Regions from separate parts of the Homo sapiens genome. Here region 2 is linked to region 1. Evidence: read pairs that join two places in POLR2A ChIA-PET (ENCODE). Cell type or tissue: PC-9. All regions are shown on one strand.

Region 1 (8,000 bases):
GAATTTTAAGGTAACAGCTTGGGCATTGTAACGATGATTGACAATGATGATGATTCACTGAGCAAGAACCCTTAATAGTTTAAAGAAAATAAAAACGTCACTGAGCACTGAAGTAAGACATTTATGTACTATCTCATTTAATTCTCCTATCTACCCTATCATTATCACCTCCCACTCTGCAAACGTGCTTAAAGCTTAGGAACTTTAAGCAACTCCATATGATTTAGTATATCCTCTCTCAAAGGGTGGGTTTGAGAAAGCCAATCACACCAAAACGTGCAACTCCATGTGAACTGGGTTGTTAGGCAGCTAAGAAAGGAGGCAATGCGGCTGGGTGCAGTGGCTCATGCCTGTAATCCTAGCACTTTGGGAGGCCGAGGCAGGCAGATTGTCTGAGCTCAGAATTTCGAGACCAGCCTGGGCTATACGGTGAAAACCCCGTCTCTACTAAAATACAAAAAAAAAAAAAAAAAAAAAAATTAGCCAGGCATGGGGGTGTGCGCCTGTAGTCCCAGCTACTCAGGAAGCTGACGCAGGAGAACTGCTTGAATCCAGGAGGCAGAGGCTGCAGTGAGCCAAGATCATACCACTGCACTCCAAATGCTCAGAATCCAATGTTGGGGCTGGGGCTTTCCTGATCCTCCACCTCCACACTCTCATTTTGTATCTCCCCTGTTTTATGCAAGGAGGCAGTGTGACGGGGTAGGAAAAACACTTAACCTACATTTCATTTTTTCTTTTTCACTTAGTTCAAGGAAAGGATTAACCTACATTTCAAACAATCCTTGCTCTGACAATCTCATGAGACAGAAGGAGGGATCCAATCAAACAATGAAGGAGAAAGCATTTTGAAAACCAGCAGTCATTACCTTATCAGCCCCATGACTTCAGAGTCTAAACCACCCCCCCACAAAAGCTAGGGTCTTAGGCTGTTGGAGCTCAGCTCAGCAGGTGTCAGCTTCTTCTGACCATGGCTGCTTGTTCACACTAAACGAATCAGGCTGGCAATACTCTCTCAGGTGGCAGATAGGAGCAAGGGAGAGGGCCTTTAATCTTTTCCCTACAGCAGTCCCACTCCAGCACCTAACCCGGGCCCAGCCAACTACAATTCCCTAGAGATAAGTTCAAAGGTCCTCTAGTAGCCTCAAAGCAGCTTCCAGCAGCAGCAACCCTAGAAAAGGGATGGTGGCCACGCATAGCCATCCACACACAACCTGTTTCCTAGCTGTCCAACTGACAATACAGATCCATTCCAGCCATTTTGGCAAGTGATGGAGATTCAGCTGCTCCTTTACCTTAGTTATAACACTCACACCAGCTTGGATCTTAGTCTGCTGTTACAGATCAAGGCCAAGAGAGCTCACTCAAGGCCAGGTACTTCAGCCTATAAAAGTATTAATCTGAGGGAGGCCCAGAGTGCACAGGAATGATCAACAGCCTAGATGAGAGAAGCCCCACTGGCATTTCATTTTGGAGAGACATCCCTTTCCTCAAAGAGATCCTGAGCGGTCTTTCTTGTCATTCTTGCATGAAGGAGTGGCAGAGAGGGACAGCGGCATCAGGGAAGGGTTATGGCTGTATCCACAGAAATGAGGGAGGCTGAGGTTGGTGGTGGGTGAGCAGTAAAACAAGTTCATAGACTAAAAAGACAAGACCAATGCTTCTTGCTTATCTTGGAATCCACAAACATCTTCAGTGATAAACCCTTTGAAGACCAGGACTGCCTCTCTAGAGGACACCCATCTAGTTAGCACTATGCAAGTACACATGCCCCAGTGCAATAATCCTGCACGTACATTTAATCGCAGTTTTGGACAAACTAATTAAGGCTTGGTATCAGCTACTCTGTGTGTCAAAGGCCCTCTAACCCTTCCTGGTTATCCCCAGACACATACCAAGTAATACTTCTTGCTTTTGGGTGTGTACTCTGGGTCCCACTCCTCTTCCCGGTTTCTTTTTTGAAAATCGTTGTTGCTGTTGTTGTTATTGTTCCCAGAGTAGTTGCCTCTGCCCCAGCCTCTTCCTCTGGCTCGAAACTGCTATTGCAATAAATGAGGGAAAAAGAACAAAGGATCATGCCAGGAATGGGGAACAAACCCCCCTGCTTTTTGTTCAAACATTTTTCTGGTGTGGAATAGACAGCTGTCTTCCAGTCATATGCTGGTCAGCTGGTTTCCAGCCATTCCCTTTCTGCTCATCTCAAGTCTGCAGCCTACACAGAGGACAAACCTGCCCCAAGGGCCTCCCTATAAACAGCAGTAGTCAAGGTTAAGTGGGGGAAGTTCTGAGACCAGAAGCCATAAGAGGCTTTCTAGCTAAGTGATTATGAACAGAAAAGTAACAAAAAATGGAAAGGCCAGGAAATGTGGGAAGGAGAACCAAAGATTCCAGGGTCTTTGGATTGGATTACTTATGTCAAAGGCAACAAAACTGGTATTCTGATGAAACGTGATCAAAGCTGGTAGGAGCAAGGGTCTCAGAGAAAGGGGGAGAGGGGAAGGTCTTACAAAGGTTCCTCGAGCTCTGCCACCTCCTCTTTCACTTGGACCCACAAAGTCTTTGGTCCCCAGTCTTGATTTGTCAAAGCCCGTGGTGCTCTCCTCTCTTTCCTCTGTCTCTTCAGTGTACTCTTCTGCTTTGTAGGAGTGAGATGACTGGGAGGAAGAGGAGGAGGATCTGGACCTGTCTCTTGCTCTCCGATGCTTCCTGTGAAAAGAGAAGAGCCAGGGTGATCAATCATCTTTCTAAGGGACACTGCTTGGCTGGGGCCTCATGGATAAGCACAGGGCAATCAAAAGTATGCCTGTGATGGAAGAAACTGATGATGAGTAACCTTATAAAGCCAGCTCACCCCCAACCTACCCACCCAAGATACTTCCTCTCAATTCTGTCAGTCATGTTCAGTGACACATCTATGTCTGAGTCTGTGATAAACATATGACATACATAGAAGCAGGAACAAAACACAGTCCATGGCCTCCAGGAGCTCAGTCTAAGATACAGGCATGAATTAATAAGGGAGAAGGAAATTAACACTATATTGAGAGCTCCAAAGTATCTGGTACTGGGCCAGATAAATAGCTTTGTATATTATCATCTGTTAGTGCGTTCTATTACTTTTATTTCTTACAGGAATGCTACCTGTCTTACAGGGTTCTCTAAATAAACACTGTGTTTAAACACTTTACACCAACATAGCTGGCATGCAGTAAAGGACAATACAACTCAGTATTATTTCCCTCATTTTACAGGTAGGAGGCTCAGGTGAGAGAAGCGAGCAGAGTCTGGATTCTAACCTAGCTCTGACTAATTATACCACGACTCCACATATTACCTCCCACTGAGCTCAAACAGGTTGTGTGACTAAGCCTAGGATCTGGCGCAACTCTCCCAGAGTTATTTCCCTTCCCTTTCCTTCATCTAGGGGAAATTACAGACTAGGGCAAATTAGCTTAATACGATGAGTCATTATCTATGTACTAAAGTCAGTACCAGCCCTGCCATGTGATAGTGGAGGTTACTGAATACCTCTAGGGGGCAGCAAGGCCAGGATCCCAGGAGTGGAGGAGTAGCAGAGCCAGCCAAATGTCAGTAACCTATCATTGTCCTTCCCTCCCTCAGTCTTCCATTATGAAAGGCATCATGCTCCCTGCTCCTCACCCACACACACTTATTCATACAAAGGGGAAATCTAAGTTACTGTGATAGGATTCATGTAACTTCAACTCTGACCCCACTAAACATCCGTGCTATTTCAAGAGGTTTTCAAAAATAAGAGTCTCTGGCCGGGCGTAGTGGCTCTCTCCTGTAATCCCAGCACTTTGGGAGGCCAAGGCGGCTGGATCACTTGAGGTCAGGAGTTCGAGACCAGCCTGGCCAACATGGCGAAACCCCATCTCTACTAAAAATACAAAAATTAGCTGGGTGTGGTGGAAAGCATCTGTAATCCCAGCTACCCAGCTACTCAGGAGGCTGAGACAGGAGAATCACTTGAACCCAGGAGGCAGAGGTTGCAGTGAGCCGAGATCATATCATTGCACTCCAGCCTGGGTGACAGAGCGAGACTCTACCTCAAAAACAAAACAAAACAAAAAAAAAAGACTCTCAAAAGGCCTCAAATTTGAGTCTTTGCATTGTCTTTTTTTGTTGTTGTTGAGATGGAGTCTCACTCTGTCGCCAGGCTGGAGTGCAGTCGTGCGATCTCGGCTCACTGCAACCTCCACCTCCTGGGTTTAAACGATTCTCCCGCCTCAGCCTCCTGAGCAGTGGGGATTACAGGCACCCACCACCATGCCCGGCTAATTTTTGTATTTTTAGTAGAGACAGGGTTTCACCATGTTGGCCAGGATGGTCTCAATCTTCTGACCTCATGCTCCACCCACCTCAGCCTCCCAAAGTGCTGGGATTACAGGCGTGAGCCACCGCATCCGGCCAGCATTGTCTCTTATTAGCTGTGTCACCTGGGTAAGTCATTCTTCAGTTATATAAAAAAAGTTCTGGCTGGGCACAGTGGCTCATGCCTGTAATCCCAGCACTTCAGAGGGCCAAGGCAGGCAGATTGCTTGAGCCCAGGAGTTCTAGACCATCCTGGGCAACATGGCAAAACCTCAACTCTACAAGAAATACAAAATTAGCCAGGCATGATGGTGTACACCTGTAGTCCCAGCTGACTGTGAGGCTGAGATGGGTAGATCACTTGAGCCCAGGAGGTCAAAGCCACAGTAGGCCAGTGATTGCATCACTGCGCTCCAGCCTGGGCGACACAGCAAGACCCTGTCTCAAAACGGGCCAGGTGTGGTAGCTCATGCCTGTAATCCCATGCTTTGGGAGGCCAAGGAGGTGGGTGGGAATCACTTGAGGCCAAGAGTTCAAGACCAGCATGGGAAACATAGCAAGCCCTCGTCTCTACAAAAAATTTTTAAAAATTAGCCGGGCATCATGGTGCATACCTGTACTCCTAGCTCAGCCTAGTTGGAAGGCTGAAGCAGGAGGATCACTTGAACCCAGGAGTTCAAGGATGCCGTGAGCTATGATCGTGCCACTGCACTCCAGCCTGGGTGACAGAGCAAGATCGTCCAAAAAAATAAAAAATAAAAATAAATAAATCACAGAATACCGGGGTTTGCAGGGGACTTGTTCAAAGTCACATCGCAAGTCAGAGGTAGGCATGTGTTCCAGGGAGAGGAAATCAGAGTTAGTAATTCAGACTCAACTCTGAAATGCTTGAGGGGTTCATGTTCCACTTCTAAGTGGCGGCCCAGGCACTACTGTACTACCACTTCCATTCCCTGCTGAGGATTCGCAGGTTCTTTATCTATGGGCGGCCCCAAAAGCTGCCAAGGCTCCTAATGCATAAGTAACACATTGGAATGGGAGACAAAGTATAACAAAAGATCCGTGTTTGAGGTCAGCTGATACTTGTGATTTTTTTTTTTTTTTTTTTTTGAGATGAAGTCTCACTCTGTCGCCTAGGCTGGAATGCAGTGCTGAGAACTCGGCTCAGTGCAACCTCCTCCTCCCAGGTTCAAGCGATTCTCCTGCCTTAGCCTCCCGAGTAGCTGGGATTACAGGCGCACGCCACCATGCCCGGCTAATTTTTTTTTTTTTTCAGTAGAGACAGGGTTTCACGATATTGGCCAGGCTGGTCTTGAACTCCTGACCACGTGATCTTCCTGCCTCGGCCTCCCAAAGTGCTGGGATTACAGGCATGAGCCACTACACCCGGCCAATACTTGTGATCGTAAGGCACATTATTCTAAGCTTGGCTTATCTTTCAAATGGGCAAAATGGATATCACACCAACTGTTCAATTTATCTCAAGGGGTTATGAAAAACTGATATAAAAACGCGGCCAGGCATGGTGGCTCATGCCTGTAATCCTAGCACTTTGGGAGGCCGAGGTGGGTGAATCATGAGGTCGGGAGTTCAAGACCAGACTGGCCAACATGGTGAAACTCCATCTCTAAATACAAAAAATTAGCTGGGCGTGGTAGTGGGCACCTGTAATCCCAGCTACTCAGGAGGCTGAGGCAGGAGAATTGCTTGAACCCGCGAGGCGGAGGTTGCAGTGAGCTGAGATTGCGCCACTGCACTCTAGCCTAGGCAACAGAGCAAGACTCCATCTCAAAAAAAAAAAAAAAAAAAAAATGCTTGCCAGCTAAAGTTCAAAATCAGCAGAAGTGTTGCTTCTTACCAGAAGGTATGGGGCTTCAACTGTGCTACTTTTCGTGACACATGATTAAAAAGTCATGGAACATTCAAAAACGTAAACAGAAACATCAGGACATAGGCATGAATGTTGCCACACAAAGTTCAACAATGCCACCTTTGTTTAAGGAGTACCTGGAACACCTCTCTTGGAACTGTCTGTAAAACTAGTTTAAAAGGCACTTAAGATCAACAATCATGTACTATCTAGTTCCACCCTGTTTCTTTGACTAAACAGTGTTATTACTTGACAATGACTTTGGGCCATTTCTAAAATACAACTTCCCCATGAAAATGTGTGATGAAAAAGGTACATCTAAAACTGCAAAAGGAATTCCCAAATGATTCTAATGATTCTCCACACCATCCCTGTGGTCAATTTAACAGATTAACTTCTCTCATGAAGCCTTCTTTGGACAAAGATCACACTATTTTGATGTAGAAATTGTTTTCAAACTAGGGACCCTACCTGACATTTACATGGATTAAAAGAAGAAACAGGTTGCTATAATTACTAACCCTAAACTCCTCTGATTTGAAAGTTCTGGTGTATAGCCCAAAGGGGACAGACAAGAAACTTAAGAGTCTGGAAGGGGTAACAGGGGCTTACGTACTTCTGTTTCTTTGATCCTTTATGAGTTTTCTCTGTTTTTTCAGCTGACCTTTCCCTTGAGTGACTGGAGTCTCGGGAATCCACTGATTCTCTCGATTTACCTCGTTTAAGATCTCTCTCCTTATGTTTTTTACGACGTTCAATATCAAGGCGGAGATCAACAGGATCATCTTTGTATTTTCCCTCAGCCTATCAAAAGATAAGCCAAAATTAAGGTTTCTGGGATTCAGAGCTGTCAACTCAACCATCCCACAAACTGTGGTTTTTACTCCAATGGAGGGGTGCAGAGGAAGCACTGGGAAATGTGAGGCATCTCACCCAAGCTTGGAAGGGATGCAGGATGTCCCACAGAAGTTACTCCATAAGGATCCCTCACAGAACCCACGCCAGTCCTCCAAAACAATGATGCTGGCCTTCTGAAAATGCTATGCATTGATCTCACTTTGTTTCCTTTCTGGCCCAGTAATGACTCTGGCTAGTTTAGAAGTTGAGAAGGCTGGCCAGGTGCAGTGGCTCACGCCTGTAATCCCAGAACTTTGGGAGGCCGAGGCAGGCGGATCACTTGAGCTCAGGAGTTCAAGACCAGCATGGGCAACAACCAAAACCCTGTTCTCTACTAAAAATACAAAAATCAGCCGAGCAAGGTGGCGTGTGCCTGTAATCCCAGCTACTAGGGAGGCTAAAGCAGAAGAATCGCTTAAACCCAGGAGGTGGAGGTTGCAGTGAGCTGAGATCGCACCACTGCACTCCATCCTGGCCAATAGAACAAGACTATCTCTCAAAAAAAAAAAAAAAAAAAAAAAAAAAAAAAAAAAAAGTTGAGAAGGCTAAAATTAGCTCTGGAAAAGTAGGTGGTTGGGCTGGCTCAGGATTAGCCACCACTAAGAGTAGAAAAGCTCACCTTCCCCTACCTATACTGTAGTATCCACCCATGGCTTATCCTCCACTTGGAATTATCTCTGAGTACTGAGTCCAAAGAGAGACAATGGAAGACTTAAGCAGCCTTCAAAACCCTGAGTTATACTGACAAATTTCTCTAGAAAGGGAATATCAAAAACTATGGGGAATTCATAAACTGGTATTATCAGGTGAAAGGAAAGGGAAAGGAAGGGGAAGGGGGAAAGAAACCAAAGAAACAGGGAGAAAGGGAGGAAGGGAGGGAAGAAGGAAGGGAGGGAGG
Region 2 (8,000 bases), 160 kb after region 1:
ATCTTCAATTTCTTTATCTATAAAATGGGGATAGTAATGTCTACCTAATATTAAATGGGATGGTGTAAAATGTGAGGGGCATGGTAAATGTTTCTTTCTCCTTTTCCTATGAGATGAGTAGAGGTCTTCCTGGTTAGTTTTTGTACTTTGCTCTCATTTTATCCATTTTTTAAGCCTGAAATCAATATTGAAATCTTTAACAAAAATCTGCAGACTCTACCCCCAGCCCCCAGTATTCTTCGTTTCAGTGAAGTAAGGTAATTAGGGAGGGGCAGCAGCATACTCCTGCCCTCAAGGCTCTTGGAACTCCCTTCTTCTAGATAGTCACTTAGCCCACTCCTGCCTTCATTCATAGTTACTCAAATGTCACCTCCTTTGAGAGGCCTTCCCTCCTGATTACCTGCCTAATTCTCTAACCTCTAACTCTATGCTGGTTGTCTTCATAGCACTGTCTATTTAATTTTAAATGATATACCCAGGCTGGAGTGTAGTGGCATGATTGAGGCTCATCCAGCCTGACCTCCCGAGTTCAAGCAGTCCTCCCGCCTCAGCCTCCCAAGTAGCTGGTACTATAGGTGTGCACCACCATGCCTGGCTAATTTTTTTTTTTTTTTGTAGAGCTAGGGGTCTCCCTGTGTTGCCCAGGTTGGTCTCGAGGTCTCGAACTCCTGGGCTCAAGCAGTCCCTCCAACTCTGCTTCACAAATTACTGGGATTGCATCTGTGTTCCATTTAAGCTTGCCAAGACCTAAATTGTTTTGTTTTGTGTTTTGAGACAGAGTCTCGCTCTGTCACCTAGGCTGGAGTGCAGTGGCCCGATCTCAGCTCACTGCAGCCTCCACCTCCCAGGTTCAAAAGATTCTCCTGCCTCAGCCTCCCGAGTAGCTAGGATTACAGGCACCCAACCACTACGGCTGGCTAATTTTTGTATTCCCAGGTTGGTCTCAAACTCCTGACCTCAAGTGATCTCCCCACCTCAGCCTCTCAAAGTGCTGGGATTACAGGTATGAGCCACTGCACCCAGCCTTCATTTTTTGTTTCTTGAAGCACCAAAAGCACAGATTTATTGAAATGAAAGTACACTCCACATAGCAGGAGCAGGCTCAAGCAAACGGCTCAAGAGCCATCTAAATTGTTAGTATGCCCAAGTAACTAGATTTTAGTCTGTGCAAACAGAAACAGCCCTTTTGTCCAATAAACTTTTCTTTAGCCCCAACTATATGCAGAGCTCTGTGCTAGATGCTGTGGGAGATGCAAGGATGAAGTCCTAGTCCCTAACTTTGAGAAGCACATACTCTGTGAGGGAGACAGAAATGTATACCATATATACTGTGTATCTTCTAGCAGTGGAAAAATAAAAAGAAATGTTTGCCATACAGAGGTGTAGTACCGCCTGCACCTGAGTTCTAGTTTCACCACTTACTTGCTGTGTTACCTTGGGCAAGTTTGTTCATTGTTCTAGCATCAGCTTAATCATCTTTTTTTTTTTTTTTTTTTTTTTTAATGAAGTAGGCTGGGTGCGGTGGCTCATGCCTGTAATCCCAGCACTTTGGGAGGCCAAGGCGGGCAGATCACGAGGTCAGGAGATGGAGACCAGGGTGAAACCCCGTCTCTACTAAAAATACAAAAAATTAGCCGGTCGCGGTGGCGGGCGTCTGTAGTCCCAGCTACTCAGGAGGCTGAGGCAGGAGAATGGCCTGAACCCGGGAGGCGGAGCTTGCAGTGAGCTGAGATTGCACCACTGCACTCCAGCCTGGGTGACAGAGTGAGACTCCATCTCAAAAAAAAAAAAAAGAGAGACCATCCTGGCCAACATGGTGAAACCCCATCTCTACTAAAAATACAAAAATTAGCTGGGTGTGGTGGTGCACACCTGTAGTCCCAGCTACTCAGGAGGCTGAGGCAGGAGAATCGCTTGAACCCGGGAGGTGGAGGTTGCAGTGAGCTGAAATGGCACCACGGCACTCCCGCCTGGCGATAGCAACACTCCATCTCAAAATAATAAATAAAATAAAAAGGCCGGGTGCTGTGGCTCACGCCTGTAATCCCAGCACTTTGGGAGGCCAGGGCGGGTGGATCACGAGGTCAGGAGATCGAGACCATCCTGGCTAACACGGTGAAACCCTGTCTCTACTAAAAATACAAAAAAAAAAGTTAGCCGGGCGTGGTGGCGGCCGCCTGTAGTCCCAGCTACTCGGGAGGCTGAGGCAGGAGAATAGCGTGAACCCGAGAGGCGGAGCTTGCAGTGAGCCGAGATCGCGCTACTGCACTCCAGCCTGGGCGACAGTGCGAGACTCTGTCTCAAAACAAAAATAAAAAAATGAAGTAATAATAGTACCTATATTATAGGGTTGTTCTGAGGATTAATTGAGAGAATGCATGTAAAGCTAGCAGTGTAACGGTGCACTTAGAACACAGTTGACACCCAGTAAGTGTCCTCTAGATGTGTTATTAGTAAAGCTAGTAGCCTTCATGTGCCTGTACGGGGGTTGGCTCTGGAATCCCATGGACAATGAGACCTGCCCTTCTCTTGCGTTGGCTTACTGTGACCCAACCCAGTGTCTATTCCCCTGAGCTCAGGTGAGCCATTACTTACGTAGTAGCACTTGGAGTCTCCATGACAAAAGGCTGGAGGGTAAGAGAGTTGGCTGGATTTAGTCTTGCTATTGATCCTCCTCCAGCTGCTAGAGGGGATTCACACTGGATTACCTATTTTGACAAAAATAGTATGAGTCTTGGAGCATTGGCTCTAAAGATCAGCCTCCTGGCCAGGCATGGTGGCTCACACCTGTAATCCCTGCACTTTGGGAGGTGGAGGCGGGTGGATCACAGGGTCGGGAGATGGAGACCATCCTGGCTAACACGGTGAAACCCCGTCTCTACTAAAAGAAAAAAAATACAAAAAATTAGCCGGGTGTGGTGGCGGGCGCCTGTAGTCCCAGCTACTCGGGAGGCCAAGGCAGGAGAATGGCAGGAACCCGGGAGGCAGAGCTTGCAGTGAGCCAAGATTGCGCTACTGCACTTCATCCTGGGCGACAGAGCGAGACTCCGTCTCAAAAAAAAAAGAAAAAAAAGATCAGCCTCCTTAAGGAGATTTGACATTTTGTTTGGGGCACTAACGGGAAGAAAGGCCTCCTGAAAACTGTCAAGTGGTGTCTCACCTGAGTGTAGAGCTGGTTTCATTTACTTTGTTCAGGTTGTGCCTGAAGTACTTGGAGATCATGTTAGCATAGCTGCTATAAATCCTGTGGTTTCTTGTCTGCAAAGCACATTCAAGTCCATTATCTTACTAGATCCTACCAACAACCCTGTGAATGGCATGACAGATTTTACTGTTTTACTGTTACTTTTTTTGAGTTAGAAGATTGAGGCTTAGCCCAGTGAATTGATTTACCTAAGTACTCACAGCTGTTAAGCAGCAAGTCCAGACTCAGAATCAGGCTTTCAGGATCTTGCTGTGTTGTCCAGGCTGGAATGCAGTGGTGTAATCACAATTCACTGCAGCCTTGACTTCTCAGGCTCGAGCCATCCTCTCACCTTAGCCTCCTGAGTAGCTGGGACTACAGGCATGTACCACCATGCCCAGCTAATTTGTTCTATTTTTTATAAAGATGGGGTCTCAATGTGTTTCCTAGGCTAGTCTCAAACTCCTGGGCTCAGGTGACCACTTCCGACCCCTGCCTCCGCCTCCCAAAGTGCTGGGATTATAGGCATGAGCCACCATGCCCAGCCAGAAAGTTGTTTATATTGATTCAAAATCTTCTTTCTTTATGACTTGCCCTCCCTTTTTTTTTTTTTTTTTTTTGGAGACAGGGTTTCGCTCTTGTCTCCCAGCCTGGAGTGCGGTGGCATGATCTTGGCTTACCGCAACCTCCGCCTCCTGGGTTCAAGCAATTCTCCTGCCACAGCCTCCCAAGTAGCTGGGATTACAGGCACCTAGTACCACGCCCAGCTAATTTTTGTATTTTTAGTAGAGACGGGGTTTCACCATGTTGGCCAGGCTCGTCTTGAACTCCTGACCTCAGGTGATCCGCCCGCCTCGGCCTCCCAAAGTGCTGTACTTGCCCTCCTTGAACCTAGTTCAGGGTGTGATCTAGCACCACACCACATGGAACCAGTTTAAGAATAAAAATAAGTATGTATTTCTTGAGTACCTGCTGTGCAGCAGGTGCTCCACAAACATTATCTGATTGGAATTTCATTGGAATTACACAGTAACTCTGAAAGGCAGGTAACATTGTCACCATTTTACAGATGGGAAAAACTAATGTTCAGGAAGATTAAGCAGTGGCTTAGGATAACAAAGCTTTTTACAGGATAATGCTCAACTATAAGTAGGCTGTTGAGTCTCAGTTACTTAACCTGTCATCTGTAAAATGGGGATGAATAATATTTGTTCTGCTAACCTCTCGTGGTTGTTATGAGAAACTGTTACAAAAATAGATGTGTTGCAGAAGCGATTCATGTTTCTGGTGGTAGCGGAGATGTGGTGCTTATGTTCAGTGAAGAGATTGGGCTGGTTGACCTTTATGACCTTTATGATCCCATGAGAACTTTTGTTTTAAAAGTCACAAGGGCTGAAAACCCAGGTCTTCAGACTCTGCAACCTCCCGTCACTTATCTGATTTCCTTTTCTGTTCTCTCTTGCTTACTCCTCTCTAAGGCCAAGAGTCTCCCGCTGTTTCTCAAACACACCAGGCATACTTGTACCTCAGGATCTTTAGAATTAGTGCCTAGAATTTTTTCTAGACCAGCTATCTATCCAGATATCTTCATGGCTTACCAAATATCACCTTAGTGAGGCCTTCCCTGATTATTCGATTAAAATTAACCACCCCCCCAACACACACACGTAAATGCCCCCAATCTGTTTTTGTGCTTTATTTTTCTCCATAGCACCTATCACCATCTGGCAAATCATGTATTTCATTTGGCTGTATTGTCTCTCCCCCTCCTGTTAGATAGCCTGGCACACAGTAAATGTTGAATCAGTGATTTGTTTTCATTATACTATAGCCCATTCCTATTTTATTTGTTTATATTTATATTTATTTGTATTTTTTGAGACAGAGTCTCACTCTTCTACCTAGGCGGGAGTACAGTGGTACAATTACAGTTCACTGCAGGCTTGACATCCCAGGCTCAAGCCATCCTCCCGCCTCAGCCTCCCAAGTAGCTGGGACTATAGGCATCCACCACCATGCCTGGCTGATTTTTAAAATTTTTTTGTAAAGTTGGGGGTCTCAGTGTTTGCCCAGGCTGGTCTCAAATTCCTGGGCTCGAGTGATCCTTCTGCCTCAGCCTCCCAAAGTGCCGGGATTACCAGTATGAGCCACTGCACCTGGCCATCCCTTCTATTTTTAAAGCATAAAGGCCTTTAAGTTATACATTTATGTCACTCACAGTTCCACAGAGGCTTGGTTCGTAATTGAAGATGAAGATAGACTTGCAAATCAAGAGAGGGTATGGAGAGCCTAACTCAGGGATCCCATTCCGAGATCCCAGGTATATGGATTCCATGACCACCAACAGATCTGTCCAGGACCTTGATTGTTCTTATTGGTAAATAGGAGGTAGCTGCATGTATAAGGTGCTTGATAACATCATGATTTGCTTGTTACTTGGCATCATGGTGGCCTGAGGCTCTTGGAGTCTCCATCCAAGGGCTCATTAATAATGGAATGAAAGCTCTCCTGATTTAATGCAGTGGTGCCAATTCTCTGGACTGGTAACTGCTGGATTGTTTCCATCCATTCATGCTCAAACCATTCTAGTGCCAAGCCCTTGACTTTACTAAAAAAATCGTTCCCCTCCTTAACAGCTTCCCCTTAATTGCCATATTTGGTAAATAGTCTCTTGGAGACACTGATCTGACTGTTTATTTGAGTTCAAAGGGCCTCCTGATCCTGAAACTGACTTTCTTTGACTCTAGTGCAGCTAAGTTTTTTGGGTATTTTTTTTCTTCTGTTTTTGTTTTTATTGAGGAGGGCTTATTAATACTACAGTTGTGGGGAAGAGTGGATAGGTTGACCATTGGCTTGGAAACCTTTGATTTTTTTTCTCCCCAAATTACTTTTGTCAATAATTAGCTGTTTGTCCTTGGGCACGTTCTTTTTTTTTTTTTTTTTTTTTTTTTGGAGACGGAATCTTGCTCTGTTGCCCAGGCTGGAGTGCAGTGGCGTGATCTTGGCTCACTGCAACCTCCTCCTCCCGGGTTCTAGCGATTCTCCTGCCTTAGCCTCCTGAGTAGCTGGGATTACAGGCACGCGCCACCACACCCAGCTAATTTTTGTATTTTTAGTAGAGACGGGGTTTCACCGTGTTAGCCAGGATGGTCTCAATCTCTTGACCTTGTGATCCGCCCGCCTCGGACTTCCAAAGTGCTGGGATTACAGGCGTGAGCCACCGCGCCCAGCCTCCTTGGGCACATTCTTTAACCATTCTGGGTCTCAGTTTCCTCATCTCTAAAGTGGGGTTAATTCCTGCCTTTCCTGGATTACTGTGTTATCATGGGATAGATAATGAGATACAAGTAGAACGCAGTATTTAAGCAAAAGGCATTCAAATTATTATTCTTGTAGTGCCCCCATCATCAGGCCATGGGGATGGCGTGAGGAGCATTGGGTCCTCAGAGCCTGGGCTTTTACATTTCTTAGACTTTCTTCCCCAGAAAACTTGAAGAGAGGAAGGTTCTTTGCTTCAAATCTGACAAATCTCCATTCAGAAGGAAGAGTGTGGGTGGTTATCCTGATTTTTCAGCCTTATTTCTGAGTTAATTCATTGGTCCAGATGTGCTGTTAATATGTTTCTCACTTTAACCCTGATAATGCCTTTCCCCCTGCCTGCTGCTTTCATTCTTCAGTCTTGGTATTTGTCACTCATTTCACCTTTTACATCAATTTCTTGGTAGATAAGTGACAGAATTCTTCTTTTTTTTTTGACAGAGTCTTGCTCTGTCGCCCAGGCTGGAGTGCAGTGGCACGATCTCGGCTCACTGCAAGCTCCGCCTCCCGGGTTCATGCCATTCTCCTGCCTCAGCCTCCTGAGTAGCTGGGACTACAGGCACCCGCCACCATGCCCAGCAAATTTTTTGTATTTTTAGTAGAGACAGGGTTTTGCCATGTTGGCCAGGTTGGTCTCAAACCCCTGACCTCAGGTGATCCACCCGCCTTGCCCTCCCAAAGTGCTGGGATTACAGGCATGAGTCACTGCTCCTGGCCCCAGAATTCTTTATGTGAGAAGGAGTTTCTGTGATTTTAACTGCTATTGTAATAGAAACCAGTTGATTCTGAAGAGTCACCTCTTTTCCTGGAAATATTTTGGCTGTGAGTTAAGAGGAACATTATTTTCTCCCATGCTGGTGACTTTGGAAAGGGGTTGTCATCAGTGCAATGAACTTGGTCTGGGACTTCCTTCCTTCCCCATGGACTGGGCCCCTGGGTCCTCTGTTGCTTCTGGGAGGGGCCTTGGGAGTACAGTTTACTCTAGGCCAGGACATTCTAAGACATGTGGAAACCATTGGTCACACCTGCCAGCAACAGAGATTAGTTTGTAAATGTCTGTTTCAGGTGTTTCACAGCATCTAGTGAATGACCGTTGCTCCCATACCAGATTCTGGTGACCTGATCTTAGGCTTGACAGCTGTGGTGGAGACTTGGGTTGGCAGAAGCCTACCTTGGTGTGTTGGAAGAGTGATTGCTTAGTGCATGAGGTGCCTTTTACAGCCCATTTTGCAGTAGTTCTGGCTGCAGCCCTGCTGCTTTGACCTTGCAGGCCAAATTTCCTGGCTCCTCCAAAGGGGATGATGTTCTTTCCCTCCAGACACAGTTAGAGGGAATCCTGACAGTTGCATCAAGGCTGGTCCAGACTCTCACCACGCTTTCTCTTTTGTGCTGCTTGGTCCTGACTGCCTTTTGAATCTCTTTTAGAGCTCTGAGCTCTTCACCCTGACCTATGGTGCCCTGGTCACCCAGCTATGTAAGGACTATGAAAATGATGAAG

What was found. ChIA-PET counts read pairs that join two places held together with the same protein. Peaks named below come from ENCODE experiments on the same cell type or tissue, not always from the same donor. Only the 100,000 strongest peaks of a DNase experiment are listed, where the experiment ranks them.
Region 2: POLR2A ChIA-PET joins it to region 1 with 10 read pairs; 19 of 35 experiments call an interaction of 5 or more read pairs at or near these places.

Annotation. Positions count from the first base shown.
Region 1 is chr1:36,295,592-36,303,591 of GRCh38, reverse strand. It overlaps THRAP3 (thyroid hormone receptor associated protein 3), which reads right to left. Exons shown (of 12, transcript NM_005119.4): 9 at 6,822-7,009; 10 at 2,508-2,706; 11 at 1,896-2,039. Among named protein-coding and RNA genes, the nearest start is that of SH3D21, 6.8 kb to the left of the region's middle. In PC-9, CTCF peaks have their summits at 3,350 and 3,552 (motif pointing right); DNase peaks (open chromatin) are centred at 2,871, 3,411 and 6,311; H3K27ac peaks cover 5,273 bases.
Region 2 is chr1:36,140,094-36,148,093 of GRCh38, reverse strand. It overlaps TRAPPC3 (trafficking protein particle complex subunit 3), which reads left to right. Exons shown (of 5, transcript NM_014408.5): 2 at 7,928-8,000. Among named protein-coding and RNA genes, the nearest start is that of TRAPPC3, 5.4 kb to the left of the region's middle. In PC-9, no CTCF peak of the experiment used is centred here; no DNase peak of the experiment used is centred here; H3K4me3 peaks cover 370 bases; H3K27ac peaks cover 615 bases.